7 separate regions of the Mus musculus genome follow, and regions 1, 2, 3, 4, 6 and 7 are each linked to region 5. A link is a loop called in an ENCODE intact Hi-C map of the cell type or tissue named here. Cell type or tissue: left cerebral cortex. All regions are shown on one strand. Region 1 has its middle 64 kb from the start of Gm30392. Region 2 has its middle 11 kb from the start of n-TRacg6. Region 3 overlaps 4931414P19Rik (RIKEN cDNA 4931414P19 gene). Region 4 overlaps Ajuba (ajuba LIM protein). Region 5 holds the start of Cdh24 (cadherin-like 24). Region 6 has its middle 3.1 kb from the start of Slc7a7. Region 7 has its middle 26 kb from the start of Dad1.

Region 1 (4,000 bases), 580 kb after region 5:
AAATAGTTATTAAAACATCCTCAGTCTTGGACTAGGCAACTTCAGAGCCCACAGGAACAGCTCGGCAGGTTTCTTCCACAAGGGTGTGACCACCCCAGGCCCTGTTGTTGGTGTCAATGACATCTGAAGCCTCCGGGTTTGTTTCCTTCAGAGGACAAAGAATGTCAACAAGAGTCCAACCACAGCCACAATTCTTCTCTACTGGAAAACAAGTGTTGCCAGGTCCTGCTGAGTTGGCCTATTGTTGGAAACTGTATTCTGTGTGCCATCCTTTGAGGGCTGACAGAAGCTTGGGAAGGCAAAGCTGCAAGATGGTAGGAGCTGGAAGAGGACTCAGTCATCATCTAATCCCAGGACCTCAAGTTACACATCACAGATGAGGCATGAACAGGATACAGGCTGTTTAAGGTCACTCAGACAGGCAGAGTTTTTGGCATCTGGAGTCACTCTCAAGGGACTGGAAAGCAGTGGCAGGTCACCTTGGTGTCCATGGAGGGCTAAAGAGAGGAAAGGGATGAAGACCAGGAGAGATGAGGCTGTTTCTTAGTTCCATGCCCGAGTTCCTCTGTGTGGAAAGTGACTGAATTATTTACCTCAATATCACTGTTTTAATGAATGACTCCGAGAAGTCCTGGTAACCATGGGTTTTGTGGTTAGTGGAGGACAGTCCAGTTTCTCAACAGGCCAAAGAGGGGTGCCTAGATTTGTACCCTGTTCTCAGAAACCACCCAAGGCTTTTAAATACCCTGGCTTAGAAGAACTCAATAGGGTATTGTTGTACTGGGTAAATGGTGAAAAAAAGAAAGAAGGAAAGAAAGAAAGGAAGAAAGAAAGAGAGAAGGAAAGAAAAAAGAATTATAGAAATACAGAAAAGAAGCAGCCAAGTTGTCTGGCTTCAGACCTGGGACACACCACACAGCTGTGTCTTCCAGGCTGTGTTGTTTCTGCTGCCAGCAGGAGTGGACCCCTACTTTAGTTTTGGACAGCTTAGAAAGCAAGTCCCCATATGTAGGTGCATCCTAATGCATTCTGGTCATGCGATATCTTTTCCGTCTGCTACAGAAGCAAGCACAGTTTGCTCTTTAAAATGCCCAGAGCTCCTTTTCCCATTTGGGGATTGTGGTGAAAGGTCAGACCACTGAGCTTGTCTAGTGGTAATAGGGGTTCTAGATAAATGAACCCCCAAGGTCTGCCAAGGAGATGAGAGAGCAGCAGACACCCCAGGGGAGGAACGTGACAGCAGAAAGCTACACAGGGTCTCTCACCTTTTGCTAGTAATTTGCCCTGTACCTCTATTTGGAGATGCCTTGTAATCTCCAAGTCCACACCTCTCTGTCACTCTGTCACCCCCTTTCTCTTGTTATTACCTTGTCAACAATAGTAGCCACCAACTTAAAGGACAACTGCAGCAGGATGCAGTGAGTGACTGGGTAGCTGCCTCCTGTTTAATAAACAGAGAAAGATTGTTTTGCAGCATCTCTCCATATGCTGTGGCATCTGTAACTGGCATGTAAGGGACTCATTTTCCTCACATATCTCATTAAAGATGCAAAGCAAAATGGAGGGCTTCAAGCCCGGGCTCTCCAGGAGCCTGCCCGTACTTTACATTTCTTACCATCTGCTGCCATCTAGTGGTCCCCTGACTCTTCTTCATGGCAAGATCAGAATCAGAGGCAGTCTCAGCTTTGGAGAAACAGGCATAGGATATTAAGAACAATGAAGTAGAACAAAATGATAACCATGGCCTCCTCAGATCTCTTGTTATCAACTGATGCCCACCTGGGCCACCTTGGAACTGCCTCCCGGAGCCGGAGAGCCCCCCAATAGATTCCCTCACCGAACTGATTTTAAATGTTAATTATAAAAACTTAGCATACATACTTGGAAGATCTTGTGAGCCTCAAGGCAAATTCTTTGGCCGGGACCCTGAATCCCCTCCACTTCGTGCTAAATTCCTTATATATTGAGAAACCCCTTAGAGGTTGGGGAGAAAAAGGCTTAGAACAGAACGGGAACCCCATGTATCTTTCCTGCAGTCCATCCACTTACTTCCATAGAGAATCCCTGGAGGCTCAAGTTAGTCCAAGGCTAATGGTGCTCCAAGTACCACATTTCCTGAGGCTGACCTTGTCTGCTCCATTGTCTGTGTCGGCATCAGAGTGTGTCCTCAGCCTTGATCCATCGGCTTGAGGTTCAGGGTAGCTAGAAAACCTCCCCTAGGAAGAAGGCATAAAGCGACACGAAGAGCTGAACTTATTGCAGCTCCTGAGCATGGCAAGCAGCACCCGGGCAGGGCAGGGCACACAGCAGCTGTGGGTTTATGCATAGGGTGCAGGTGCTTGTGCACCACTGTGTGCTCATAACAGAGAAGGATGGAAGCTACTCCTGGGCTGGGGACCTAGACGCAAAGAATGATGCTGCTTCTTTTCCTTTTTGGTCCTTAAACCAAGCAGTTAATGTCTTTTTCCATAAGCCTTGACATGTGCTCATTAATTTCATTAATTGATTCATCCTTTCATATGTACTCGACATTTCAATATTCAGCAAACGAGACACGAAAGCTAGCGAATGACACAGTCTGAGTCCTCAAGGATATTATTGTTAGAGCAGGGAGAGAGAAAGAAGGATGGCAGTCAAGGTGGCATCAATTCTCCAAATGGAAAAAAAAACATCTACACAGAAAATTGGGTCTCACTAAAGACTGGGTCACAGGAGTAGACAAGTCAAACTGCCCAGGGAATCAAGATGGTAAAATGTTCTCTAAAATGTGTGGGCTCTTAAAGTCCCAATAACCTCCAGCCTGTTCTCTAGCTGTCAGTTATCTTCCCCAGGGAAGAAAGATAATGAGTGACACGGGGGTGGGGGGTGGGGGGGTGGGGGGTGGGGATGAGGATGGGGGCGGGGGTGGGGGCGGGATACTCCAGAGCCCAAATACATTGATCTACAACAGATTCCTCCCCTTCTCGCTATTATTATTCATGCATTGATTGACATGTTCATTCATCATTCATTCAAAAATCCATACTGTCCCAGCACTGACACTACAGTCACAACAACAACAACAACAACAACAACAACAACAACAACAACAACAACCAGGTTCCCAGGTTTCCCCACCAGCTGACAGAGAAGGCCAATTCACTGCCGTGCTTGCCCCCATCTTCCAGTACTTCATTAGTTAAGTATATGTCCACCTTTTGATGCTTGTAGGTGTCTGCTCATCTGGTACCCACTTCCTCCCTGATGCACAGAGTGTCCTGCTGGTTTCCCCTCACAATCCCATCAATCTTTGTCCTTAGGGTGACTGTGGCTCCCAGGCACTGCCATCTGGCAGGGGGGTGGTCACAGAGAACACTTCATTTGTTATATAGAAATAGTCTTCAAATAAGCAAAGAGAAGAACCTCTCTCTTAAAAGCAAATTAGACTCTATCCTGCAATGTTGTTTAATATGCCTTGGGAGGAGGAAATTCGATTATGCCAAAATTTCAAAAGCCTGGGCTCCTATGATAAAGGCGTTTATATTCCCCGGCGATAATGCCCAGTGAAAGGGGGGCTATTCTGAGACCAGGCAGTCGAGGGAGAGATTTTATGTAATTTAAATTTACACAGATTTGGCCTCTTAAATTTACTGACAAGCAGCAAGAAGCTTTGATACCAGCTCCCCAGGAACATAACCTTTAACAGAAAAATGTTGGTCAGAAAGAGCTCAAAAGAGTGTATGTAATACTGTTCCTTTAGTCTTCAGAATGCATGTGTGGGAAAATGACTTGTTCAGACAAGGTTGGACATTAGCTCATGCCTTTCAGTACCTTGCCTTTTTCTTTCACTCTTGTGCAGTCTTTGCCTCAACTCAGAACAGCTTAGATTTATTCCCCCCTCCCCACCTTTGCCTTGGTGCCTAGTTTCCTTCTTAGCAAGCCACATGGAACTGGGGACTGAAGTAAAACGCAGCCGGAAGCCTAGTCCTTTAACAGTCCTGTTGCTGGGGGCATAGCTTGC
Region 2 (4,000 bases), 110 kb after region 5:
GCCGGGGCCCAGGTGGGTACCATCGGTTCTTGGCCTTGAGCCGGGGCCCAGGTGGGCACCATCGGTTCTTGGCCCTTGTCCTAGTATTATTCAGCCTTGATTTTTAACTGTTAATCTTTAACTGAACTTCCTTGTAACTTTTGAGAACTCAGCTCTGGTACTTTTTCATGCCTTGCAAAATGGCGTTACTGCAGCTAGCTTGCTAAGCCTTATGGTGGGGTCTTTCAATACTTTCTCTTGGTAATTAGTAGATCTGGAAATCACAGGATAGTTCGTCCTGCTATTTCTGACAGCATACAGCTTCCTTATTTAATTAGATGTTATCCTGAATCAAACTAGATTTTGGTATTTGAAGTAATAGGATGATAATTTTAAAAAGAAACGGGTGTGCTAGAGAGGTGCTTCAGTGGGTGCGAGCTCTTGCTGCTCATGCAGGTTGCCAGCAGTGGCACTGGGAAACTTAGAACCCCCTGTGACTCCAGATGCGGGGGATCTGGAGTCCTCTCTGTTTGCTTTCATGGGCACACAGATACGCATGTACTCACACACACTCACACACACAAATAAATAAAAATAAAATAGAAGCTGGGGTGGAGTGGAACACACTTATAATCCCAGCACTAGGGAGGCACAGGCAGGAGGATCTTGACTTGACGCCAACCAGAATCGTTTATGGTCAGTCTGAACTATGTAGTGAGATTACCTCAAAAACTATATCATCCTTGGAAGGCAAACACTAACAGATACACGACAGATGTGCAGGTTGCTTCCTGTTCACCCTATTAAGGAATGTTTTGTTGAATCTTTTCATGTGTATCTTGCCCAATTTATTGTCTTGCTTTATTTATTCTTTTTAAAAGATTTTTAAAGATTTACTTATTTTATCTTATATGTATGAGCATTTTATTTGTATATATGCCTAGTAACACAGGTGTGCCTGATAGGGGTCAGAAGAGGGTATCCATGCGATGAAACTGCCTGACATGGTACTAAGCATCGAACTCCGATCCTCTAGGAGAGGTGTCCATGCTTTAACCAGTAGTCTTCTCTCCAGCCCCAAATGCAGCTTTTTTATTTGGCTGCCAGCTATTCTCTCCTGAGCCCCTCTGCCCTTTCCTTTTTTTGTTTGTTTGTTTTTAGAGATTCCTTTTGCTTTTTGCTGGTATTACAAATTAATGTGCTCATCTATTTTATGGAAAAAAATAATTACTGGGTATATGAATATTGTTGATTTTTAGTGTGTGTGTGTGTGTGTGTGTGTGTGAAAGAGAGAGAGACAGAGAAAGACAGACAGAGAGAGGGTGGGGGGCTTTCAAGAGGGTCTCACTATGTAGCTCTAGCTGGCATAGAACTTGCTATATATAGAGATTCACAGAGATCTGCCTGCCGCCCAAGTCCTGGGATTAAGAGCGTGTGCCACCATGCCAGACATGAACTCAGTTTTGCAAGAAAACCAAACCAAACCAAAAACAAAAAAACACCTTTCAAGGAAAAAAGAGGGAAAGGGACAAAAGGAGTGCCTACCCCCGGAAGCAAGCACTGCTATGTCTCCCTTGGTCCTTTCGTGCTTTCCCTTACTGGAGACAGAAGTTGGCCTGTGGTGCCGCGGTGGAATAGGTGGGAAGAGGCTCGGCAGGCACGCGGACCGGACGGCTGAGGTTTGTTTGGTGTGGTGGCTCCTGGCTACCCTCTGCTCACACCTTTCAGAAACCATGTACTATTTCACCTCTACTCTTCAGTGGTTCTAGCTCCTCCCTTTACTTGCCCTCTGCCTGTCTGATAAGTCTAAGTGATTGTGATAAGAGAAGAAAATCACTTCCAGAAAGTGGAGTAGAATCACACTGGCAAGAAAACTCTGGGCCTCTTGGACAAACTCCGTGTTCTCAAGGAAGGTTGAATTTGAAGCTCAGCCCTGCACTAGTCCCAGATTCCAAAGGTAGAAAAACATCGCCCCCTAGAGGCCAGCCTGGTCATCGTCGACGGAGAGCGGAATCTCTAGGGTCCTGTCATCTGAGCTCTCCCCTCACTAACATTGTTTGACCTATTCTGAGGGACCTCAGCAGGAACAAAAACAAGGTTTCCTTATACATTGTGGGAGAGATGCAGAAATGCACGAAATGCAATTTATTTGGGTATTTAGCGATGAAAGTGGGGTTCGGGCACCAAGAGAACAGCTGGATTTTCAGTTTGAGTGCAAGGAGAGGCATTTTTAGTAGGTTAGGACAACATGGGTTTCATTCTAGCTAGAATGTATCTGGTTACCTTAAGCAACTATCAAAGAATCAGGAGCATTTCGGGCCGGGTATGGCTGCACAGTACCACACGCCACCCTAAAGGCTTTGCTGTTTAAAGTCTGCTTGGAAACCACTGAGAGTACCTCTGAAGTTTTAGTATGGTAGCTAGGACAGAAACAGCTGTGAATGCCAGGTCTTGGTGGCTCATGCTGTAAGCCTCGCGTTTGGGAGGTTGAGACAGGAGGATCATGAGTTTGAGGCTAAGACAGGATATATATAGAGGCACTCACATAAAAAGAAGAAAGAAAGGAAGAGAAGGAGAGGAAAACCTGGAAGCAAGAGGTGAGGAAGAAGGGTAGGGGTGAGGAAAGGAAGGAGGGAAAGAAAGAGGGAGACAGAGAGCAGAAGAGAACGCCTTCTAGCATCAGCACCAAATGGCAACATTCAGCTGGGGGAGGGGCAGTAGAACTGGTCAGGGAAGATCTGTTCCCCATGTACTGTGTCAGAAGGACTGGAAAAGAACAATGACCTGCAGGGTTTGAGGGAAGTCCCGGAAAAGGCCTTACAACTCCTCCTTCTAGTACTTCAGAACCCCGGGGAACAAAGGCTACAGAGACCGGGCTCCTTGGAGCCCGCTAGAGCCAGAGGGACCTGAGAATTTCATTATAGCACAGTATTCCCCCATCAGTGCTGCCGTTATAGCCTTGGCCAGAGAAGCCTCTTTCTGCTGCAGCGGTCGGTCAGCGCAGACTCCTGAGGATCAAAGTGCTGAGACTGCCTGGAGCCCAGCTTATCGCTCCCGGATCCCCCAGAGGGTCAGGGTACAGGGAAGAAGAGGGTCAGAGGAGCCCTGTGAAGCGCTGTCCTCTGGAAAGGACACGGCTGTTAACACTAAGGAACGCACGGCAGTGGTGGCTCCTCTTTAGGACCCGTACAAGGTGGAGGCAGCAGACGTTCCAGCACGAAGTGGGGGTGGGGGGTGGTGGGGGGTGGGGCTTCATGGAGAAGAGCTGAGGGGCTGCTGGCAACCTATGGCTGCTCAGAGAAGGGAGTCACTTTTCTTTGGGGATGTAGGCTGGTACATTACCCATACTGCAATGGATGGTCCCACAACTATGTGCATGCAGGAGGCACTAATTGGACTCAATGGGTTTATTTATTTATTTATTTATTTATTTATTTATTTATTTATTTATTTATTGTTGTTGGTTTGTTTTTGTTTTTCAAGACAGAGTTTCTCTGCATAGCTCTGTCTGCCCTGGAACTTGCTCTGTAGACCAGGCTGGCCTCGAGACTCAGAGAGATGTGATTGCCTTTGTCTCCTGGGTGCTGGGACTAAAGGCGTGCACCACAAGCGCTTGGCTGGATGGGTTATTTTAACATAAGACAGGAAGGTAGGAGGGAGATGCTTCAGGGTCCAGGGAGATTGGGAGGGGAGGGTGAGAGTTGGATATGATCAAGACATACCGTATAAACATATCAAAATGTCACAGAATACATTTAAAATATCAAAAAAAAAGTAAAGGAGGGGAGAAAAGGAAGCAGGCTGCACTTGTGCATTGCTAAATCTGTACACTTTTTAATTATAGGTTAACCAAATCAACAGATTCAACATATTGTCTCACGGGCTCTGGTATTCAGTCAGCCCTAAATTTGAAAGGAATAAGAAGCTAGGGTCACTGGAAAAGGAGCTGTGGCTATACTGGGGGCAGGATCAAGCCTTGGTTGCAACCCCTTTCTATAGAACAAGGTTTTAAGGGGCTGGG
Region 3 (4,000 bases), 58 kb after region 5:
TGCTTCTTCACCTTGGGACCAGAGGAATGTTTGCTTGTCTGTTCCTGACCTGACTCTTTCTCCCCTCCCCTAGAAACTGGTCCACAATGTGCATAACCACATCACCAATGACAAGAGATTCAATGGGTCAGAAAGGTACGGTTTCTTGGGGGGAAGAAGTTTACGGGGTGCTTTGCTGAGAGGGAAGTGGGACAGGGGAGATGCTTGTATGGTACCAAGGACTTTACTACAAAGCTAACTCATTCTAAGTGTGTCTCTTTCCTCTGGTGCTTCAAAAGTCGTCAGCCTTACTCTTTTTTCCCTCCTCCGTGACAGCATTAAGTCGTCTTGGAATATTTCAGTAGTGAAGTTCCTTCTGGAAAAGCTCAAGCAGGAGCTGATGGTGAGCCCCCACAATTACACAGACAAGGAGCTGAAGGGTAAGGACGCTGACCCCCTCTGCTTTGGCTTCTGCTTGCCCCTTCTACTCCCTGTCCTTGGTCGGGAGGGAGGAAGCATGGGGATGATTTAGGTGGCATTAAAATAATGCACTATGAGGGCCAGAGAGGTAGCTTAGTGGTTAAGAGCATTGACTGCTCTTCCAAAGGTCCTGAGTTCAAATCCCAGCAACCACATGGTGGCTCACAACCATCTATACTGGGATCTGATGCCCTCTTATGTAATTCAGGTGTACATGCAGATAGAGCATATAGTATATATATATTTTAAATAGCTCATGACAACTCTGTATGTTACCTCATACCTGTGATTCCAAGGCTAGCGCCTCAGGCAAGAGGCTCTCTTCAAACCATAAGCCTTCTTTCCAAACCAGAAGCCAGCCCTTTTGACCCTGAATACTATGTCCTAGGGCCAAAAAAAATGACTCATGGGAAAGCCCAGGCTGCTGAGCGGTGGTTCTAACTGTCCATTCAGCAAGCACTGTACGGGCTGGGGACCCTTGTTCAAGAAGATTCTGTTTCTTGCTGTCTCCCTTCCCTAGGAGCCTGTGTGGCCTACTTCCTTACCAAGAGGCGAGAGTACCGCAATTCTCTCAACCCTTTCAAAGGCCTAAAGGAGAAAGAGGAGAAGAAACTTCGAAGTCGCCGATACCGGGTAGGCCTTCCTTTCAAGATCTGAAACCCTAGTTCCCAATGAGCTGTAATGTGAGGGACAGGCCAAAGGGTACAGTAGCTGAGAACAGGGTTGGCAGACTGGAGGTTAGACAGGCAGGTGGAGGGTGAGCCCACTCCAACCAGGACCTGACTTGAACACTGGTCTCCTTCAGGCACAGAATTGTTTACGTTTCCTTTATCCCGACATAAACCGTTTCTACAAACCAATGGTCTAATTCTCCCAATCCCTGCCCTGGGTCCTACCTTACTTAGCTTTTCGCCAATCGATCCAGTATCATGAGGCACTTCGGACCCGAGGACCAGCACCTGTGGAAGGACGTGACAGAAGAGCTGATGTCCGACGAGGAGGACAGTCTTAATGAGCCAGGTGTGTGGGTGGCCCGCTCGCCCCGATTCAGGGCCCAGCGCCTCACAGAGCTCTGCTACCACCTGGATGCTAACTCTAAGCACGGCACCAAAGCCAACCGCGTCTACGGGCCTCCCTCAGACAGACTGCCTTCTGTGGAGGCCCAACTCCTTCCTCCCGAGCTGTACAACCCCAATTTCCAAGAAGACGAAGGAGGGGGCAATGAGAAAGGACCTGTCTCCCCATCTTATGACCAGCCCCACAAGACATCCTGTCCTGACTTGAACTCGTTTATTGAAATCAAGGTGGAAAAGGATGAATACACTCTATAACAAGGCTAACTGGCTCCTCCCACTCTCCACATCCTGGAAAGGATGGCTCGGATTGGTAAAAGAAAATCTGCTTTTCTTAACATAGTTTCCACTTGAAGTGGAATAGCAGAACTTATGTAGAAGGCAGGGGAGGTCTTTCTCCCTGTGAATGGCAGCCCAGAAAATGTTTATCCCTAAGTATAAACAGTGCCTCAGAGGAGCCTGGGATGCAAAGGAGGATGGGCCAAAGAAACATGAGGCCTTGATCCATGTCGTGAGGCCTTGATCCATGTCGTGAGGCCTTGATCCATGTCCCCTCTCTGATTTGGTTTGCCCCCCACTCTCCCACCCCACCCCACCCCACTGTACCCCACAGCTCAGGAGAAACATTGCTGGTCTTGTGCTGCCCCGGAGGCTGAAGAGAGCAGTCCAGGGTCATACTGCCCCCTGGTGGGAAGTTTCAGTCATGGGCTTTCTAGTCTGAGCAGGGAATTATGGGCTTACCGCTATTTGGAATTAGGATGTAGATATGATAGTTATTGTTTGGATTTTTTAAATGATAGTTATTGTTTGTTGGATTATATGAGAAAAGTTTATTATTTCCATATTACACGTGAGGAAATTAAAGCTTAAACATTTTTCCTGTTGTTGGGCTTAGTGGCACACGCTTAGGATTCCAGCATTTCAGAGCTGAAACTGGAAGGCTGCTGTGGCTCCAAGGACAACCGGAGCTATCTAGTGAGTTCCTGGGTCGCCTGGGCTATACAGTGAAATCCTGCCTCAAAAAACAAAAGCAAAACCAGTCAGGCATGGTGGCACATGCCTTTAATCCCAGCACTCAGGAGATAGAAGCAGGTGGGTTTCTATGAATTCCACACCAACCCAGTCTACAAAGTGAGACCTTGTCTCAAAACAAACAATGGAAACAAACAGCACAAACAAAACCACTCCTGTGCCTCACTGACAGCTTCTCTTCCATTCTTATGATCAAGAAACACAGCTTTGTAGGCATCTCTTAGTCCTGCCAGCCAATCTGTAGTCAGAGGAAGGTGTATGTATATGCACACACAAACATTCCAAATGGATTATGAAGTAAAACAGCTCTAAACTCAGTTTGTCATTCAACAAACATTAAGACTGAGTGTGGTGGGCTTGTAATTCTGGCAATAGGGAGGCTGAGGCAGGAGGATCAGAAGTTTGAGGACACCCTGTCTCAGGGAAACCAAACCAAACCAAAACTAAACAAACAAACAAAAACCCAAACAGTAATGGGCCCTGAGGGTAAAGGCAATAGTATCAGGAGAGTAAGGTCTTCCTCGGTCACTCAACAAATTTGAGGCCAGCATGGGCTACATGAGACCCTGTCTGCAAACAGCAATCAACTGATTCCTCCGGTGCCGTGCACTGTGTTAGGGGCTGTGCGCACAAAGTTGGTAAGCTGAGACCATCAGGTTTCATTGAACAGTCAGGAAGCATGGTGACAGCGTAGGCAAATGACCTGCGATAAGGGCGATCACTGGGGTCACTAACATGCTTGTGTAGCTGGGTGTGGCCTATCAGAGACAGTGAGGTTTAAAGTAATACCTGGAAGAGGGGGAGGCATTAACCAGGAGAGGGGCAAAGGCCAGGAGGACGAGCCAAACAGACCAGGCACAGAAGTCCAGAGGCAAGAGTGAGTGCAGGCAAGGGTTGCTTCTTCTGTAGATGGTTAGAGGAGGACATGACGCCAAGGAAAGAGCCAGGAGACCATAAGTCACATAGCGACATACAGTCGTTGGCTGAGGGGCAGCAAGAAATTACAGAGAGGAATTAATTTGGTTTGGAAATGTGGGGGAGGGGTGTTTCCTGTAGCCCAGGCTCACTCTTGAAATCATCATGTAACCAAGGATAACCTCCAGTCCCCAATCCTTGTGCTTCTTCCTCTCATGTCACCCTGCTGGTTTTTCGTGGTGCTGGAAGTTAAACCCAGGGCCTCCAGTGTAATGGGCAAATATTTTACCAAATGAGCTACACCACAGCCCTCACTGAAACGCTTGAGATGACGAGACGATCATTTTTGTGTATGGTATGACTCTCTTGACCTCAGGATAGAAGAGGGCTGGGAAGCAAGCCTGACTGTGTCCTGCCATTGGGGTAGTGAGGGTGGGGGATGGGGAAGGGCGGGCAAGCAACCGAGGTGTCTAGGAAGCAGAATTGATACAACGAGGCTTGCAGGATTTGGGTAGGCTTGA
Region 4 (4,000 bases), 73 kb after region 5:
AGTTTTCAGGGTTTCAGGAGGCAGCTGAGAAGTGCTGTGTCTGCGGCCACTTGATTCTAGAGAAGGTAAGGAACGCCCCTTCAGCTGGGTTTTGGGGGCCACCGGCCTGAAGGGCAAGAACTAGTGGCATTGCAAATAGAGAGCCTTTTGCTAGATGGTCATTTTCTTACCCGTCCTCCCCAAAGCTGCCTCACGGTGATCCCCTGTGAGAGCCAGTCCGTAGTCTCAGCCTCCAAGGGCGTCTGTGATCTGTCCCTTCCCTGATTCTGGACACAGCTGCCCTCCAGCCTGAGCTACGTGAATCGGCTCCCTTTTCTGCTACTGGTCGGAAACAGCTGGAACTCAGCTTTCTTTTCTGTATAAGAAGAAGGAATTGGGTTAAGGTTTACAGGATCCATGATCCTTGACTGTTGCTGTCTAGTAGCTACCTGGGAAGAACTGACAAAAGGAATTCATTCTGGCACCCACCTCAAATTGTAATAAAAAAGAGGGGTGGTCTGTTAGTTGAGCGAATGCCACAAGACAGCCTGGGCTCCATCCTCAACCCTGCGCAAACCAGCCGTAGTGCGGCAGAGGGTGTCGGGGTCAAAGCCATCCTCAGCTATGCGGTGATGAGGTTTGGGTTTTCTCTCTATTTTTTCTTCTTGGTTTTGGGTTTTCAGGTAGTCCTGGCTGTCCTGGAACTCACAGAGATCAGCCTGCCTCTGCCTCCCAAGTGCTAGCACTAAAGGTCTGTCCTGCTGCTGCCAGGCTCCATAGAGGTTTTTTTTGTTTGTTTGTTTTGTTTTTGTTTTTGTGGGTTTTTTTTTTTTTTTTTTTTTCCCGAGACAGGGTTTCTCTGTATAGCCCTGGCTGTCTTGGAACTCACTCTGTAGACCAGGCTGGCCTTGAACTCAGAAATCCGCCTGCCTCTGCCTTCTGAGTGCTGGGATTAAAGGCGTGCGCCACCACGCCCGGCTTCCATAGAGTTTTTAAGGCCAGTCTTAAGATACTTTTGACCCTGTCTCCAAGAAAGACTCCTTGGTCCCCTCAAATTAGGTAGCATTCTTCTAGGAGGACTGGGGGTGGGGTGGGGTTGGTGGTGGAAAGGAACGTGATGGGTAGCTGGAGAGAGGCTGTGGGGACACTGATCCTTCTCCCGCCCGCCCTGTGAGCTAGATCCTCCAGGCCATGGGGAAGTCCTATCACCCGGGCTGCTTCCGATGCATCGTATGTAACAAGTGCCTGGACGGCGTCCCCTTCACTGTGGACTTCTCCAACCAGGTGTACTGTGTTACCGACTACCACAAGTGAGTCTGACCCCTGGGAGGAAATGTGGGCCTGGGCCCAGGGAGTCCTCAGCCTCACTTATCACTGTCTTCTTTTTTAGAAATTACGCCCCGAAATGTGCAGCCTGCGGACAACCCATCCTCCCCTCAGAGGTCAGTGTATCCAGAGTTCCTCGGGGCGGCCAGCGCTGCCGCCTCTGGGGAGGAGATGGGGACATGCAGCCTGGCCCTTGGGAAGTGGCACTTCGAAGGAATGTGCATTCTGTGAAAGATTCCCGTGTGACTCTGCTCTTGGGGTCACCACCCTGACCTAAACATCCGGACCTAGACTAGCTGGGCCCAGGCTCCATATCTTCTGTCCCCCGTACAGAGAACAAGGCTTTCTTTGGAAGTCAAGGTCACCAGATACAGGGACTGAAAAGGGGTGAAACTGTCCTTAAACTGGTAAAAAAAAAAGGGACAGGGATTATTTGAGCTGTGTGTGGAGAGGGTATGTCTAGAGGAAAAGCTACAGCCTCTTCCTTATATTGGCTTGTGCTCAGCCTTTGCCTTCCCCTGCCCCTCCCCCTCCCCCCTGCTTCTCAGCAGGAGGAAGCTAGCAAGTAAGGCTGAGCCCCTGTGTGTGGAGGGGAGCTAGAGGCCTGGAGGCATGGACAGTGCCAGGGTAGTGGGTAGCATTCTGGTAGGAGTTGCTTAAAAGATCTCAAAGCTACATGTTAGCTACGTGGAATCTAACTGCGGGAAGAGGCCTTTATAAACCCTCTTGATGGAGCAGGAGGGTTTCTGTGGTATGGGATGGGGATTTGGGGACACCATGCTCTGCTTATCCCCCATGGGACTCTACGTGTTTCAGGGCTGTGAGGACATTGTGAGGGTGATATCCATGGACCGTGATTATCACTTTGAGTGCTACCACTGTGAGGTAAGTGTTGGGGTTCGGGGATGATGTGGGGAAATCGGAATTTGGAAGGGGGATTCTTGGAATGACTGGGCATCTGTGGGAGGGATTTAGGATACAGAAAACCAGGACACTGCAGTGACCTATGTCCAGTCTCTCTTGTCCTCTAGCTTTTCTTTCTAATCCTAGTTCTTTTTAAATCTGGAATCTGGCTTCCCCAGCCTCTGAACTGCTGGAATGGGGCTTGTCTCATGATTTCTGCTGCTGCAGCGACCCCTGGTGTCCAGAAGAAGTATTTCTCGGGTTTTCACTTCAAGTCCACCCTTTCACCCTTCACCCTCCCTGGGGCCTTACCACTCACTTGTCCAGTCACCCGGAGTCTCCCAGGATGGCCTCAGGGTAGGGAGCCTGGGTGGAAGTGAACCAGTTGCCTTCTTCCCTAGGACTGCCGCATGCAGCTGAGTGACGAGGAAGGTTGCTGCTGTTTCCCTCTTGATGGACATTTGCTCTGCCACGGCTGTCACATGCAGCGCCTCAGTGCCCGGCAGCCCTCTACCAACTATATCTGAGCTGACGTTACTGCTGCCACCACCACTGTGGAGAAACTCTCTGGCCAGCGGAGGCAAGGAGTGTATTCTGCAATCCTTGTGAAGAGGTCTCTGGGGAGGCCCCGAAGGCCAGAGACCCAAAGATCCTAACATTCCAAATGGGCTGCGGAGGAGGAACCTTCTGGTTGCCGGGAGAGTTGACTGGTGTTCATTGCGTGCAGCCTGTGCTACAGTAGATGGGATGTAGCACACGCAGGCGGGTTTCAGTACTTCCTGAACGCCAGATTATAATGTATTTTTCCAGTGTATGTTTCTATATACGTCACACAATGTTCTGGTGCTGGATCACATGAGGGCATCACAGAAACCACCCCCAGTCTGTTGTACCCTATGCATGGAGTCAGTGGAACCTTTCCCACGGGATCCTATCTTTGTCTGCGCTAAGGGCTGGAAGCCCTGGACTTTGTGATGAGCCATTTCTTGGCTCTCTCCCTAAGGACTAGAGAGCTCCCCGTGTCTGTCTGCTGGGACTGGGACCAGCTCTGGGGGACCTTGCTGCCTGTGTTGCCTGTTTCTCAGGGACCTGGGGAGGCTAACTGGGGCCTGTCCCTGGTTGCTGTTTTGCTCTTCTGGGGGAAGAAATGAGCAGGTTTCTGGATGTGAAACTTGCCGGTGAGTAGGATGTCCCTGAAGCATCAGGCTAGCCCCACTCCCCCTGTTTAAGTGCACTGAGCCTGTAGCCCAGCATATGTGGATACATTGTAGCCACGTGTGCCTGTGCACCTCCCTCCCTACTCCTCTTTTCTCAGGTGACTTACGCTTAGTTCCCTAGCAGTAGCCTATCTTTTGAGACCCCTTTTTAAAAGGGATCCTGCATTGGATCTGACCTGTTACAACCCCACCACTCAAGGCATTGGGGAAGCTGGAGAGAAGAAAAATAGGTTGACTTGGTTCTAGCCGCTTGGCTGAAACTTGAATTCCCCTTAAGCAGGATGTCTTAAAGCCAGGTCACTTGCTGGCTGGAACTCAAGTTCATTTGATGACCAGGTTGCCAAGAGTCCTGTCCCCTACTGAGTGTTCTTATAGCTGCCTACATGTTTTGTTCTTTTCATTGCACTGAGCATTCAGTGATTCCTGCCTGTTCATCAAGAGTATGTCAGAGGTTTGTTTGGTTTTTGGTTTTTCGAGACAGGGTTTCTCTGTATAGCTCTGGCTGTCCTGGAACTCACTCTGTAGACCAGGCTGGCCTTGAACTCAGAAATCCGCCTGCCTCTGCCTCCCAAGCG
Region 5 (4,000 bases):
GCCCACAGCTGGACTATCACCGGGGACTCTTGGTAGATCGGCCATCTGAAACTAAGGCAGAGGAACAGGGAGCACCAAGGCCCCTGCATCCCCCACCCCCACCCCCAGTCCAGCCACCGCCCCACCCCCGGGCTGAGCAGCGGGAGCAGGAAAGGGCTGTTCGAGAGCAATGGGCAGAACGGGAACGGGAAATGGAGCGCCGGGAGAGGACTCGGTCTGAGAGAGAATGGGATCGGGACAAAGTTCGAGAGGGACCCCGCTCCCGATCACGGTCCCGTGACCGCCGCCGGAAAGAGCGAGCAAAATCTAAAGAAAAGAAGAGTGAAAAGAAAGGTACTTAGCTGGGAGGAAGGCAGGATGTGCCTGTCTCTGGGCTGGAGGGTCAGGGACCCAGGTGGGTTGGGTCAGGATTTTATGTTTCAGATCTGGTTCTCTTCCTCCCGCCTCAGAAAAAGCCCAGGAGGAGCCACCTGCCAAGCTGCTGGATGACCTCTTCCGTAAGACTAAGGCAGCTCCCTGCATCTATTGGCTCCCTCTGACTGAGAGCCAAGTGAGTACTCTCCCATTGTCAGCAGCTGGAGCTGTCTTTGCACCCAGGAGATGAGCATGACCCACAGTGTAGGCCCTGGCATTGGCTTAGGAGAGGAAGAGAGGAGGGAGCTGTGGAGAGGGTGAAAGTGGCCGCCAGGCAGGAACTAGAGCTTGTGGGTTTGAGAAACTGTTAGCCAAGCTTCTTGGAGCTTGATTCGTTAGCCAAGCAATGCGTGTCTTATAAAGCTTTGTTATAAACGTCTTGTACGTTGGCATTTCTATGAGAATCTTGCGTGTGGTGTTGGTGTGTATGTTGGGGACAGGAAAGGATGCGCTTGCCATGTTGCTCATGTGGAGGTCAGGTCTGTGGGTGTGGTTCTGCTTCCACCTCTCCATGGACTCCAGGGCTGAACTAAGTTGTCTGGCTTTTGTGGCAAGGGCTTTCTGGGAGAAATTCAGGCTTAATGCTACTCAGCTTTGTGTGTGTGTAGCATGATGAAAGCTAGAGACATATCAGAGACTGGTGCCAGCAGCCCTACCATGCATTAAGGATGTTGGTGGTGCACCTCATCCTGCATGTCTGCCCTTTTCCTGTTAATAGAAACTGACAGTGACCCCAGAAGCACAGCCTGGGATCAGTTCAGACAGGACTGTGACACACTTCTCTGCCTCTGTCCTTCCTGTCTGACCACAGATTGTTCAGAAGGAGGCAGAGCAAGCTGAACGGGCCAAGGAGCGGGAGAAGCGGCGAAAAGAACGAGAAGAAGAAGAACAAAAGGAACGGGAGAAGGAAGCTGAGCGGGAACGGAACCGGCAGCTAGAACGGGAGAAGAGGAGGGAGCACAGCAGGGAGAGAGAGAGGGACAGGGAGAGAGAGCGGGACAGGGGTGACCGAGAGCGGGAGAGGGAGCGAGACCGAGACCGAGGCAGGGAGAGGGATCGCAGAGACACCAAGCGCCACAGCAGAAGCCGGAGTCGAAGCACACCTGTACGGGACCGGGGTGGGCGCCGCTAGCCAAGAAAACACTAGAGAGCTGCAGGTACCTGCCACTTGGTCCTGGGAGGTCAAAGGCCACAGAGGGATAGGTACAGTCACCACCACCCTGGAACCAAGGGTCTCACACCATTGCTCAGTGCTGAACTATAACTGCCACACGTCCCCTCATATCAAATGGAGCAGTGGCAATCTCCCTGTTCCCCAACCTAACTCTTGGAACTTGGCCCTCTCCTTTCTTCCTGTTAAGTCTGAGAGGGAAGAGCTAGGCTATGAAGGGAAGATGTGGCCGTACGTGGGAATAACCAGTGTCCCACGCTCATTTTCCCTCCATCCTGCGTTCCGCCTCCCTTGGTACTCAGCCTTTTGGGGACAGCTGGGGCCAGGACTGGGTCACCTATGAGCTGAATCAGCCTCTCCTGAGTCCCAGGCCCCTGCAGTCCCCTGTTCTCTGGCCTGCAGTCTCTTGCCCGCTGGTTCCACTTTATAGCCACCTTTTCCTTTTGTTCAATTTTTATTTTTATTTTTTTTATTATTAAATGATGTGGTCTATGGAAAAATAAAAATCTGACTTAGTTTTGACTAGCATTTGAGTGCCTTTCCTTGGGAAGAGTTTGGGTGAAAGGGGAAGGTGAATGGCTGTGACGGTGGGCATCTGCGTTCTTCTGGGGCAGCGGCCTTCCTCGGGAACCTTCATCCCCACTTTGTCTCTAATCAGTCCAAAGCTGTATGTCTTTTTACTCTGGGAAATAGGGTGGCCTGTTTCTTTTGCAGTACCCCAACAGCCGGCAGGGTCGGCCTCCCGGTCCCCCTGCACAATTAGGCATTTGGTCGCCCTTCAAGGTGCTTCCCACAACTGCCACCAGGGGGTGCACACACTCTTTAGATCTTGCAAAGAGCTTCCCCAAAAAAGGTTCTCACTGCCCACCGTTATCTTTCCCCTGTCCCTGGCGAGCTCCCTAGACTCCTGCTTCCCCTGCCATCCTGAAGTTCACCCTAGCTGACTGAACTCGCCGTCGTGACCCGCACAAGGTCCTGAGTCGGTAGCCTCGCAGCCGCACCCGAATCCAGAACGTGAAGCCGGGTCTCCCGCAGTGCTCTCCCAGCGCCCCGCCTCACGGTGTGCCTCCGCAGGTGCTGTGCTGGCCGATCGTGTTGAGTCTCCTCCGCCAGGCCCTGGGAATAATAGCCTAGCCGTGCTACCCCTGTACCTTGCCGTGCTGCGGGCTGGCCCGGGAGGGGCCCCGCATCTGTATGCGCCCAGCAGCCCGGGAGCCGCGGGGGCGGGGACTGGCTGGGGAGGGTCGGAGGCAGGGCTCTCCTCTCCCGCGCGAGCCGCCTCTCCTCGGCAGGCGGAGCCTCCTTCCCCCGCCCCCTCCGTCTCGCTCCCTTGTTCTCGCCGGGGCCGCTCAGACCTGCAGCGGAGCCGCGGCGCCGGCTTGGATCGGCTTGGGGCTGTGCCCCCGGGAGCCAGCGACGGAGGCGGGCGGGGCGCTGTTCGCGGTCCCGGGCCCCTCGGTAGTGCCAGGTAAGGGCGCCTGCCCGGGTCGGGAATCCTCGCGGGGGCAGCGGGGGGTCCGCAGCTTGCGGTGCGCTCTGGCTGAGAGCCGTGCCGGCTCGGTTCTCCCGCGCTCTGCTCTCTCCCATCTCACACACCTCTCTCCCTTTGCCTCCCGATTTTTCTTCACCCTTCCGCCTCTCTGCCCCTTCTCTCTCCCTCTTGCCCTGTCTCTTCCCACCTCTTCTGCCTTTTTCTTCCTTTACCTTTCTCCTCTTTTCCCGCTCTCCTTTCCTCTCTCTCATTACCTCCCTCTCCTTTCCTCTCCTCTCCTCGTTCCCTCCTGCTATCCTGTTTCCCCACTCCTCCGTTTCCTTCCTTCTCTCCTCTTCGTCCCGCCTACCTCTCTGGTCCCCTGCTGCCCTCTGGCTTCTTTTCTCTGGGGAGCAAACGGCCTGTCAGGTGTGTGTCTGCTCTGGGGAAGGAGGAGGGGCACAGCTACCTGACCATGGGCCCCTTCAGGAGGAGGGAGAGAAATGGGAAGGGTCCTCTCTCTCCACCTCCTTTCCCGCAGCCCCTCCCTACCTCTACTGCTCCTAGTAGCTTACTCTACCAGAATGAAGTTCCGAGGCCTGATCTCACACACACACACACATACACACACACACAGAGAGAGAGAGAGAGAGAGAGAGAGAGAGAGAGAGAGAGAGAGAGAGAGAGAGAGAGAGAGAGAGAGAGAGAGAGAGAGAGAGAGAGAGAAAGGTTCACCTGCCCCTACCAGTTCCCAAGCCTGGTACCCAGGACTCCTCTCTGCCTTTCAGACACTCAGGCTGCTTCCCTGATGTCTTTGCTTTTCTCTCTTGCTGCCCTTCTCTCTCCGTGGTCTGTCTGTTTCTCATCTGGTCTTCCCCATCTGCCAGACCCTCCCAGATTCTTGGCCCCAAGCCTTCAATCACGCTGTCTCTGGCCCCTGGGTC
Region 6 (4,000 bases), 230 kb after region 5:
TGTATGGTCTACATTTTCAGTGGTTTAATATGCCTACCAAGAAATGATATTTTTGATTCTGAATATAAAGAGGTTCGTCTAGTTTAAACTTTAAAAGTTTTATTTTATTTATTTTTTATTTATTTTATGTTTTGCCTGCATGTATGTCTGTGTGAGGGTGTCAGATCTCCTGGAACAGGAGTTACAGACAGTTGTGAGCTGCCATGTGGATGCTGGGAATTGAATGTAAGTCCTCTGAAAGAGCAGCCAGTGTTCTTAACCCCCGAATCATCTCTCCAGCCCCGTAAACACTTTTTTTATTAGTGTGTGTGTGTGTGTGTATCCACAGTGCATGTGTAGAGACTAGAGGACAACTTTGAAAAAAAAATTTTTTTTGAGACAAAGTTTCTCTATGTATCCCTGTCTGTCCTAGAACTCACGATGTAGGCCAGTCTGGGTTCAAACTCACAGGAGCTCACAGAGACCTGACTGCAGGGAATAGAGGGGTAAACCCTGCATACCACGTGTGGCCAGAGGACAACTTTTGGGAGTGGCTTTTTTTCTCTGTCCTCTGTGGGTTTCGGGGCTTAGATGAGCTTGTCAGGTTTTGAAGGCAAGCTGTTTTTCCTGCAGAAATATCTCCCCAGACCTCTCCTCGTTTTCAGTCCAGGGTCACATTTTCTCTGTTTCTGCAAAGTAAACATTTAACAGATATTTAAATAACAGTGGTTTGAAAAGCTGCCAACTTTAGGAATGTGCCCAGGGTGGCACAGGCCTAGTTGGTTTTTACCTAGTAACTCAGACCCGTTGTTGACAACTCCTCAGCCAATTAGAGATCTGAGCTGGGACCTCGCGCTCGCTGATATCTGAGTCCAAACTTGTCTGTACCCACAGGTGGCCTTTGTTGGTGTTCGTTGGCCTCCTTGGTTTGTTTTAGATGCTGAAATGGCACAAGCTGTTGAGCTAGGACTGCTGAGTTTCACTGGCGGGATCTTGAGATCAAAGGCATAAATAAGCCCAGAAGGCAGGTTGGAGAGTTTTAGGACACAGAGTGGAGGAGAGGCTCGGGAGGGCGCTTTCCTTTGCACTTAACTACTCAGCAAGCTAGGGCCACAAGGAAGGCTCTGGGCTGAGGTGGGGAGGAGGAGCCCGGCAGAGGAGATGCCCGGGTGGCAGCAGGCTCTGAGGACCTCCCTGTCTGACCAGGCAGTCTCAGCTCCGGCTCGTCCTCTGGCCCCTCCCCACCGCCGGCCAGAGTCACACATGTGTTTTCCTGTTTTCCATTTCGGTCCCAGGCACCCTCTGCCTTTTCTGCTCCTCCGTGTCAACAGCTGCTGAAGTCACACCCCCATTCTCTAACTACCACCCCTCACCCCAGTGTGCTGCTAGCCCCCTCCTCCCTGCACTTGCCCAGAGGTCTCCCGGACAGGTAAGAGGAGGGGAAGCAAGGGCAGTGGAAGTGTAGGGAGCGCAGGGGGAGGATGGAGTACCTGAAAATTGGCCAAAGAGAGAGAGGAAGAAGAACCTTATTTCTTGGCCCCTATCCCTGGCACTGTCTAGGTAGAGCTCTCTGTCCGGAGACTTCAGCTGTAGTTAATGGAAGCTCTGGTCAGAGCAGTAAACAGTTTTCTTTTTTTAATTCACTTTTTTTTTTTTTTAAGGAACGGTTTGAGCTATAGTGGAATATAGAAAAACAAATGGAGAACTGGAGAGGGAGGGGCTATGGAGCTATGGAGGCCTGGTGAGGAATCCAACTACACTAGCATGTATCTGTTTTGTTTCTGTTGTTAAGGGAGGCAATGCAGACCAGTTAAAGAGCGGAAGGCAAGGCTTGGGGTCTCTCAGGGGAGAGAGGGTGTTCTCGCAGTAGCTCACTGAGCTTGGCAGAGGAGTCTAGACTCCGAGCTGTGTGTAGGTTCCCGGAGGAAGGGCATTTCTGGTGGTGCTGTTGAAGCATGAAGCATGGTAGTTCAGCACTGGCTAGCTGCTCTGCCAGGCCCTCCGTGCCTGGTGTTCTGCTGCCTGCTCCCTGGAAGGCCTGGACTGGGAACTTCTTTAGGCTCTAGGATGAGTGTATTCTTTTCTGGAATAGCCATGATGTCCTTAGCGATGAGCACAGCAAAAGAAAGGGAAAACGACAAGCAGTGTGTCAGCATCTGTAAAATCTGCCCTGGCTGAGTTCCTCTAGAGTGGTGGAAGCGTTACAGTGAGAGCCAAAAGGGGTGTCTTCTTGCCTTTGGTGCTAGGCAGTGGTTGAGGAAAGAGGGGGCACTTCCATGAATGGCAGGCAGCCTGTCTTGCCTGGTTGCAGAGGCCTTACTGGCAGCTGGAAAGAGGATTCCATTTGTTGTACTTCCTGGAGAGACCACTAGGGCATGCTGTTTGCTGGGGTGTGGGTTCCATCCATCCTTCAATTCCTTAAGGACTTCACTGGTTTTTGTTGTATATTTGTTTGTTTGTTTGTTATCAATCATGAGCTCAACCTCCTGGACCCTCACATCCTTTTCTCCCTTATTCTTTCCAGGGATTCACATTTGAGTCTGTACTCCACTGACGGCAAGGGCATTTTGATCCTAAAAGGGCAGGTGTCTTGATGTGTGTTTCTGTGTCTTCAATAGAAGTCACAGTACTCTGGGTAGACATTGTCACTTCTCTCTCTCTCTCTCTCTCTCTCTCTCTTTTTTTTGTTTTTTTTTTTTTTGGTTTTTCGAGACAGGATTTCTCTGTGTAGCCCTGGAGCTCACTTTGTAGACCAGGCTGGTCTCGAACTCAAAAATCCACCAGCCTCTGCCTCCCAAGTGCTGGGGTTAAAGGTGTGCTCCACCATGCCCGGGCGTCACTTCTCTTTTTCACCCCAAATGACAATGGGAGGTGCAGCCGGAAGGCAGTGACAGTGATTCCACCCAGGCTGTCCCCCTAAAGACTGCAGATTGCTTTCCAATCTAATCTTAGTCCGCCCTAGGTAGGTAACTCATTAGGGAGCCACCTGGGGTGGCTTCCTGTCTAAAGGGATGGTCTGGTGACCAGAGACAATGACGGGCCAGAGAGCTGGAAGCTGAGGAGACAGCACAGCTGTGTGATCTTCACTGCCTGCCTCCTCTCCACTTGGCACCCTGCAGAGTGTGTGGTACCTGCTTCCTGGCTGCATACTTTCCATCGAGCTAATGCATTGAAATGCACAGTGGGGTGTCTGGCCTGGACAAGGACTCAGGCAGTGTTAGCACTACCATCATGGACGTGTTTCAGGGGAGGCTGGGAGGAAAGGGCAGTGTCTTCAAGACGGATCTCAGATGTATGTAGGGCTGCCTTGTGAGAAATGCAATCTTTAAAATTTTTTTAAAAATTCATTTTTATGTGTATGGGTGTTTTGCCTGCATGTGTTTATGTACCGTGTATGTATTAGTAGCTATGGAGTCCAGAAGAGGGCATCAAATCTCCTGAAACTGGAGTTGTGAGCTGCCATGTGGGTGCTGGGTGTGGTGCTCGGGTCTTCTCAAGAACAGAAAGTGCTCTCAACTGCTGAGCCATCTCTCCATCCTCAAAGCACAGTTTTTGGGAGGCCTAAGCCCAGCATCCCATCTCGGTTTAGCTAAGAACATCAAGGGGCTGGGCTGGGAGGGTGAGTGAGCATAGAGATGAACTGTCTCTGACTATTTCTGTAGAATAACCAAAGAGTGAAGAAGAGGTAGAAGAAGAAGGGATACACAGTTGGGTTTCAGAACAGGTAAGCTGCCAAAAAAGGCTCAGTATACCAGAGTTAAAGTCGATTATAAAGGTAGAATAAACTGTGATTTCAAATTGTAGAACTTTTTCTGTTTATTCTGGGCCTGTCTAACATAGTTCAGTGAAACCTTATTTCCACACTATTTTTGTGCCTTGGGGGTAGGTAAGCGCTCTACCATTGAGCTATACTCCAACTTTCCATACACACACACACACACACACACACACACACACACACATACACACACACATTATTATTATTATGTTAGCTTGTTTTTTTTTTCTTTTGAGGCAGAGT
Region 7 (4,000 bases), 410 kb after region 5:
CATGCCTTTAATCCCAGCACTTGGGAGGCAGAGGCAGGTGGATTTCTGAGTTCAAGGCCAGTCTGGTCTACAGAGTGAGTTCCAGGACAGCCAGGGCTACACAGAGAAACCCTGTCTCGAAAAACCAAAAAAAAAAAAAAAAAAAAAAAATCGCGTCTTGCAGTTTTGTTGACCACAGTCTTTTAGGTTTACCTTGGGTATTTCCTGCCCAGACTGACCATGAAACAGACCAGTTGCTCCCACAACCTAAACCATGTTATTTGATCCACTTCACTCTCAAGTTCTGCCAGTCCCATCTTACGTCTGTCTGTGCTTCTTCCATCTGGTGTTTTCTTTATTTTTCCTTGGTTGATAAATTTAATGTGGATGTTTCAGAGAATGGAAGGAACTGGATGGTTTCAAAGTGGATTTCAGGAGGGCTTCAAAACTGGAATCCTGTGGCCTCTCTTTTTGTTTTTGTTTATTTCTGTTTATTTATTTATTTTGGAGACAGGGTTTTTCTGTGTAGCCCTGGCTGTCCTGGAACTCACTCTGTAGACTAGGCTGGCCTTGAACTCAGAAATCAGACTGCCTCTGCCTCCCAAGTACTGGGATTAAAGGCGTGCGCCACCACTGCCCAGCCCTGTGGACTCTGGAAGGGTGGTATGCTCACATTTCCAGGACAAACACACCCTAGGATATTGTAGGACACACTGGCTGGAGGAGGAATGCTTCTCAGAAAACCTGCCTTGAGGGGAGGTGCCTGGAGCGATTGTATCCTGCTACTACTGGCTCAAGGAATCCTACAATCAGGGAAGCCCCTGGGGTGCCAGAGAGGAGGGAAAAAAATGTGTCTCCTCACAGGTGATACAGTGAGAAGCATCAGGGGGGCCATGGGATACCGTGGGGTCCTGTGGTCCTGAAAAAACTGTGACCTTGCAAAAGCTGGAAGTCATGGAAGGAGTAACAGATGTGCGTGATAGAAGCTACTGGGGCCACAGTCACGGGCGAGGTGGGGGACCGCTGCTGAGCGGGGGACCTGGCGGGCCCCAAGCCTATGTGAGCGCCGGCATCCTCACGCAGCAGGCTGCTTTTATCGCAGCATGGGTGCATCCGAGCAAGCGCGCAGGATTATGGTCCATCCTTTCGCTCGTGCTGCCATCCCACTGCTTTGTGTCTGCCTGGGGATTTCGGTTCGCGAAGCATTAGCATACCATTATCTCCTCAGACAACAGGGAGAGAAGGTGGGCATGCATTCCGGTCTCCGTGTGAATAATGGAAAATGGAGAGAGACAGGGGAAAGTTAAATGTGCCACGAAGGACACTGAAGCTTACAGACCCTGCTTTGCCTGACCCCTGCCTGCCTGAGGACTGCCAGGAAGATATTAACAGAGGCCATAAAATTACAGCCATTACGTCTGTCTCCCATGCTCACACAGTGCCCGGACTGTCTGTGCCTTGACTTTAGGCAATCTTGAGTTTAATTTACACACACTGAGGTGCAGCAAACCCAGGCTTTCCAGCTGGATGCATTTTGACAGGCATCTACCCCGATGTGCCCATCATCCAGGTTCAGATCAACCGCCCCGAATTCCAAACCCTTGTTCTCCTTTCCCATCAGTCCTTTCTCCCTAGAGACACCTAGCATGTGAGTACCTGTTATGGGCGACCCCTTTGGCCATTTCTTAAACTTTAGTTGTATGGAGTCAGAGTCCCTGAAACCTGACACAGTGTCTGCCCTTTAACAGGTATCCCGCTGGAAGAAAGCCTTCGTTTCTAAACTACCTGAGAGAATGTTGGTACAAAGAGGAGAACTGAGGCTGCGGGTTTACAGGCTACAGAGTGAAGTCATGGATCCTGGGCCTGCCGGGCCCCATATTCCATCTCCTGGCTTCCAACAGGGTAGTTTCTTTCTGGGTTTCTCTTGTAGCTAGGTCTCCTAAACCTGGGTAGGCAGTGCCCCCTGCTGCCTGAAGGCCTGACCCTAGACTCTTTGCAGGCAGAGAGGATCACACAAGTCTGGAGTCCAGTGACTGGCACAGGGCAGGACCCTGTGAAACAGAAGCCACTTGTCATTTTATTTTCCTTTGGAAAGAGTTTTTCCGTAGGATGCAGGGATTTTCTTTATCCCGAATAAACACGCCGAGGGAGAAAGCCTTTTGGTGGAGTACTGCTGCCCCCGTGTGGCTACCTTAAGACACTACAACAGAGTGGGACTCCCAAGACGAAAGTTTTTCAGGTTTCAGGTTCTGCGACTTCCTAGGACCCTGAGAGACAGATGTCCACTAGGGTTATCTCTTGACACTTAAATTTCCTCCTGGAGTGGAAATGAGAGCGAATGGGGCTTCTTGTGGAAGGTATCTGTTGGGGAACGAGCCTTAGCTGTGTGTGTAGGCAGCTGCCTCTTTCACAACCTGTCCAGCACAAGCTGGACTGGACATAGACTTTCTCCCTTGAACTAAGTATATAGACTTGTCTAATTTGAGGGCAATAGAGGTCAGGGGAGGGGGACTTCTTGGGAGTGGAGCCGCAGTGCCTCCCCAGCCGGCTGCTGTGAATGGGTGTTACCACCAAGACCTGCAAGCCCCACCCAATGTGCTCTCCGTGGCCTTCTTTTCTGCACCTGTGGTTGGGCTGCGGTGTAACGGCCCAGCCTACCTCTTCTGGGCACGTGGCCCGGAGAGATCTTATCTCTAACTCTGTATTTTTAACTCCTCTTTCCAGAGGATGTGGCTTCTGCGGGAGAGCTTCAAAGGGGGACCTGTTTGCCCATGTCAGCAGCCGTGACGTCATGGAAGTGGGAGGCTGTTCAGACCCAAACACCTGGAGGGAAGTGGGAAACTTTTTCCATTTCCTGTTCTACTTCTGGCTATTGATTCACTATCTGACCAGCTTACCCATTTCAGGGTGCAGCTGTCTGTGTGATTCTTGGAGGAAATCCTATGCCTTGTGTGTCTGTATGAAAGGAGACAGCTGTGTTACCCATGTGGCTTTTACCCAAAGCAGGGCTGGCGATCCTTCAGACTGCCCCCCACCCCACCCCACCCCCACCCGTAGCCAGTACATGCAAGAGTTACAGTATTTGACAGGTCTCTCACACTCACCTCTGGGAAATATCCCTCGGGGACCCAGACTTCAATCTTGTCCAGGGCGGGGTGGGCTGGATATAGACTTCCTGCTTTGTAAACCGGAAGCCCTTCTTCCCACATGTTGCTCGAGGAACTAGGTTTCAGTGGGTTTGTGTGGGTCACTGGGGAAACTGAAATGGACATTAAGTGACCTTTGGCCCTGGATGCTGGTTCTCATGTAGGACCAGAGTCTTTAGACTTTTAGAAGCCAGTGTTTCCTGGTAACTGTCCTGCAGGATTCAGTCAACAGTCATGAAGCTAATGTGAGTCTGAACTCTTCAAGGGCGCACCACTCAAGCTCTGATTATTCTAATAGTTTTTGCCAAGCTACTCTATTCCTTGCAAAACCGAGACAGTGGCTCACCTGGCCTCTGTTAACGCCACTACGTTCCCTCTCCAGCTCAGGTCCCTCCCAGTGACTGTGTTGACCGTCATGATGTCATCTGTTGGTATCTGTTGGGTGCAAGGTACTGCACTAGGTATGGAGGAGCTACTGGTGAGCAAGGTATTCCTCCTATCCGAAGGGTCATCTATAGTCCCTTGCCAACATGTCACCTGGTAATAAAACACTATTAGATTTGATATTAGACATGAGCTTTGGGAGTTGGATTTTATGGTATACCCCAAACAAAAATGAGACAAAACTAAACCCTTGAAGCCTCAGGGGGTGGCCTGAGTGGTCAGAGCACACACCTGTCCAGCCTGCCTGTTTCTGGACTGAACTGTGACTCCAGCTGCACCGGACAACGTTGCAGAACACTTTCCACAGTTCTAGCCTTGGAACGTGAAGGGTCCGTTTTTTTTTCTGCCTTCAGAGCTGGCCTGCAGAAAACCCCTTAGGGAGTAAGGGCATTTATCTAGACTCTAGAGATACCCATTTTACAGCTGGCCCT

The links. A loop is a pair of places that touch in the nucleus more often than their neighbours do. Peaks named below come from ENCODE experiments on the same cell type or tissue, not always from the same donor. Only the 100,000 strongest peaks of a DNase experiment are listed, where the experiment ranks them.
Region 1: a loop joins it to region 5, with 10 times the contacts of the local background. A loop is called at or near these places in 14 of 42 quality-filtered maps.
Region 2: a loop joins it to region 5, with 4 times the contacts of the local background. A loop is called at or near these places in 11 of 42 quality-filtered maps.
Region 3: it touches region 5 in a loop (4-fold over the local background); 16 of 42 quality-filtered maps call a loop at or near these places.
Region 4: it touches region 5 in a loop (5-fold over the local background); 24 of 42 quality-filtered maps call a loop at or near these places.
Region 6: it touches region 5 in a loop (2.4-fold over the local background); 2 of 42 quality-filtered maps call a loop at or near these places.
Region 7: a loop joins it to region 5, with 7 times the contacts of the local background. A loop is called at or near these places in 20 of 42 quality-filtered maps.

The regions. Positions count from the first base shown.
Region 1 is chr14:54,057,599-54,061,598 of GRCm38, reverse strand. It overlaps Tcra and Tcrd. Among named protein-coding and RNA genes, the nearest start is that of Gm30392, 64 kb to the right of the region's middle. In left cerebral cortex, a CTCF peak has its summit at 1,633 (motif pointing left); a DNase peak (open chromatin) is centred at 1,620.
Region 2 is chr14:54,526,593-54,530,592 of GRCm38, reverse strand. No RefSeq gene overlaps it. Among named protein-coding and RNA genes, the nearest start is that of n-TRacg6, 11 kb to the right of the region's middle. In left cerebral cortex, CTCF peaks have their summits at 1,954 (motif pointing left) and 2,658; DNase peaks (open chromatin) are centred at 1,954, 2,357, 2,725 and 2,928; H3K4me3 peaks cover 551 bases; H3K27ac peaks cover 383 bases.
Region 3 is chr14:54,582,071-54,586,070 of GRCm38, reverse strand. It overlaps 4931414P19Rik (RIKEN cDNA 4931414P19 gene), which reads left to right. Exons shown (of 7, transcript NM_028890.2): 4 at 74-135; 5 at 316-419; 6 at 980-1,092; 7 at 1,365-2,408. The coding sequence ends at 1,790. Among named protein-coding and RNA genes, the nearest start is that of Ajuba, 6.4 kb to the right of the region's middle. In left cerebral cortex, a CTCF peak has its summit at 2,234 (motif pointing left); a DNase peak (open chromatin) is centred at 2,217.
Region 4 is chr14:54,567,666-54,571,665 of GRCm38, reverse strand. It overlaps Ajuba (ajuba LIM protein), which reads left to right. Exons shown (of 8, transcript NM_010590.5): 4 at 3-65; 5 at 1,159-1,289; 6 at 1,370-1,421; 7 at 2,122-2,190; 8 at 2,610-4,000. The coding sequence ends at 2,735. Among named protein-coding and RNA genes, the nearest start is that of Ajuba, 8.0 kb to the left of the region's middle. In left cerebral cortex, a CTCF peak has its summit at 2,451 (motif pointing left); DNase peaks (open chromatin) are centred at 2,437 and 3,076.
Region 5 is chr14:54,640,274-54,644,273 of GRCm38, reverse strand. It overlaps Cdh24 (cadherin-like 24), which reads left to right and starts at 2,910. Exons shown (of 12, transcript NM_199470.2): 1 at 2,910-3,053. It overlaps Acin1 (apoptotic chromatin condensation inducer 1), which reads left to right. Exons shown (of 19, transcript NM_023190.3): 17 at 9-333; 18 at 450-550; 19 at 1,226-2,113. The coding sequence ends at 1,546. It overlaps Mir6948 (microRNA 6948), which reads left to right and starts at 1,164; the gene lies at 1,164-1,225. In left cerebral cortex, a CTCF peak has its summit at 2,368 (motif pointing right); DNase peaks (open chromatin) are centred at 1,778, 2,447, 2,783, 3,418 and 1 more place; H3K4me3 peaks cover 1,302 bases; H3K27ac peaks cover 850 bases.
Region 6 is chr14:54,411,288-54,415,287 of GRCm38, reverse strand. It overlaps a transcript of Slc7a7 not described here. Among named protein-coding and RNA genes, the nearest start is that of Slc7a7, 3.1 kb to the right of the region's middle. In left cerebral cortex, a CTCF peak has its summit at 2,350; DNase peaks (open chromatin) are centred at 1,197 and 2,345.
Region 7 is chr14:54,226,251-54,230,250 of GRCm38, reverse strand. No RefSeq gene overlaps it. Among named protein-coding and RNA genes, the nearest start is that of Dad1, 26 kb to the left of the region's middle. In left cerebral cortex, CTCF peaks have their summits at 1,954 (motif pointing left) and 2,154 (motif pointing left); DNase peaks (open chromatin) are centred at 1,407, 1,984, 2,079, 2,746 and 2 more places; H3K4me3 peaks cover 1,159 bases; H3K27ac peaks cover 413 bases.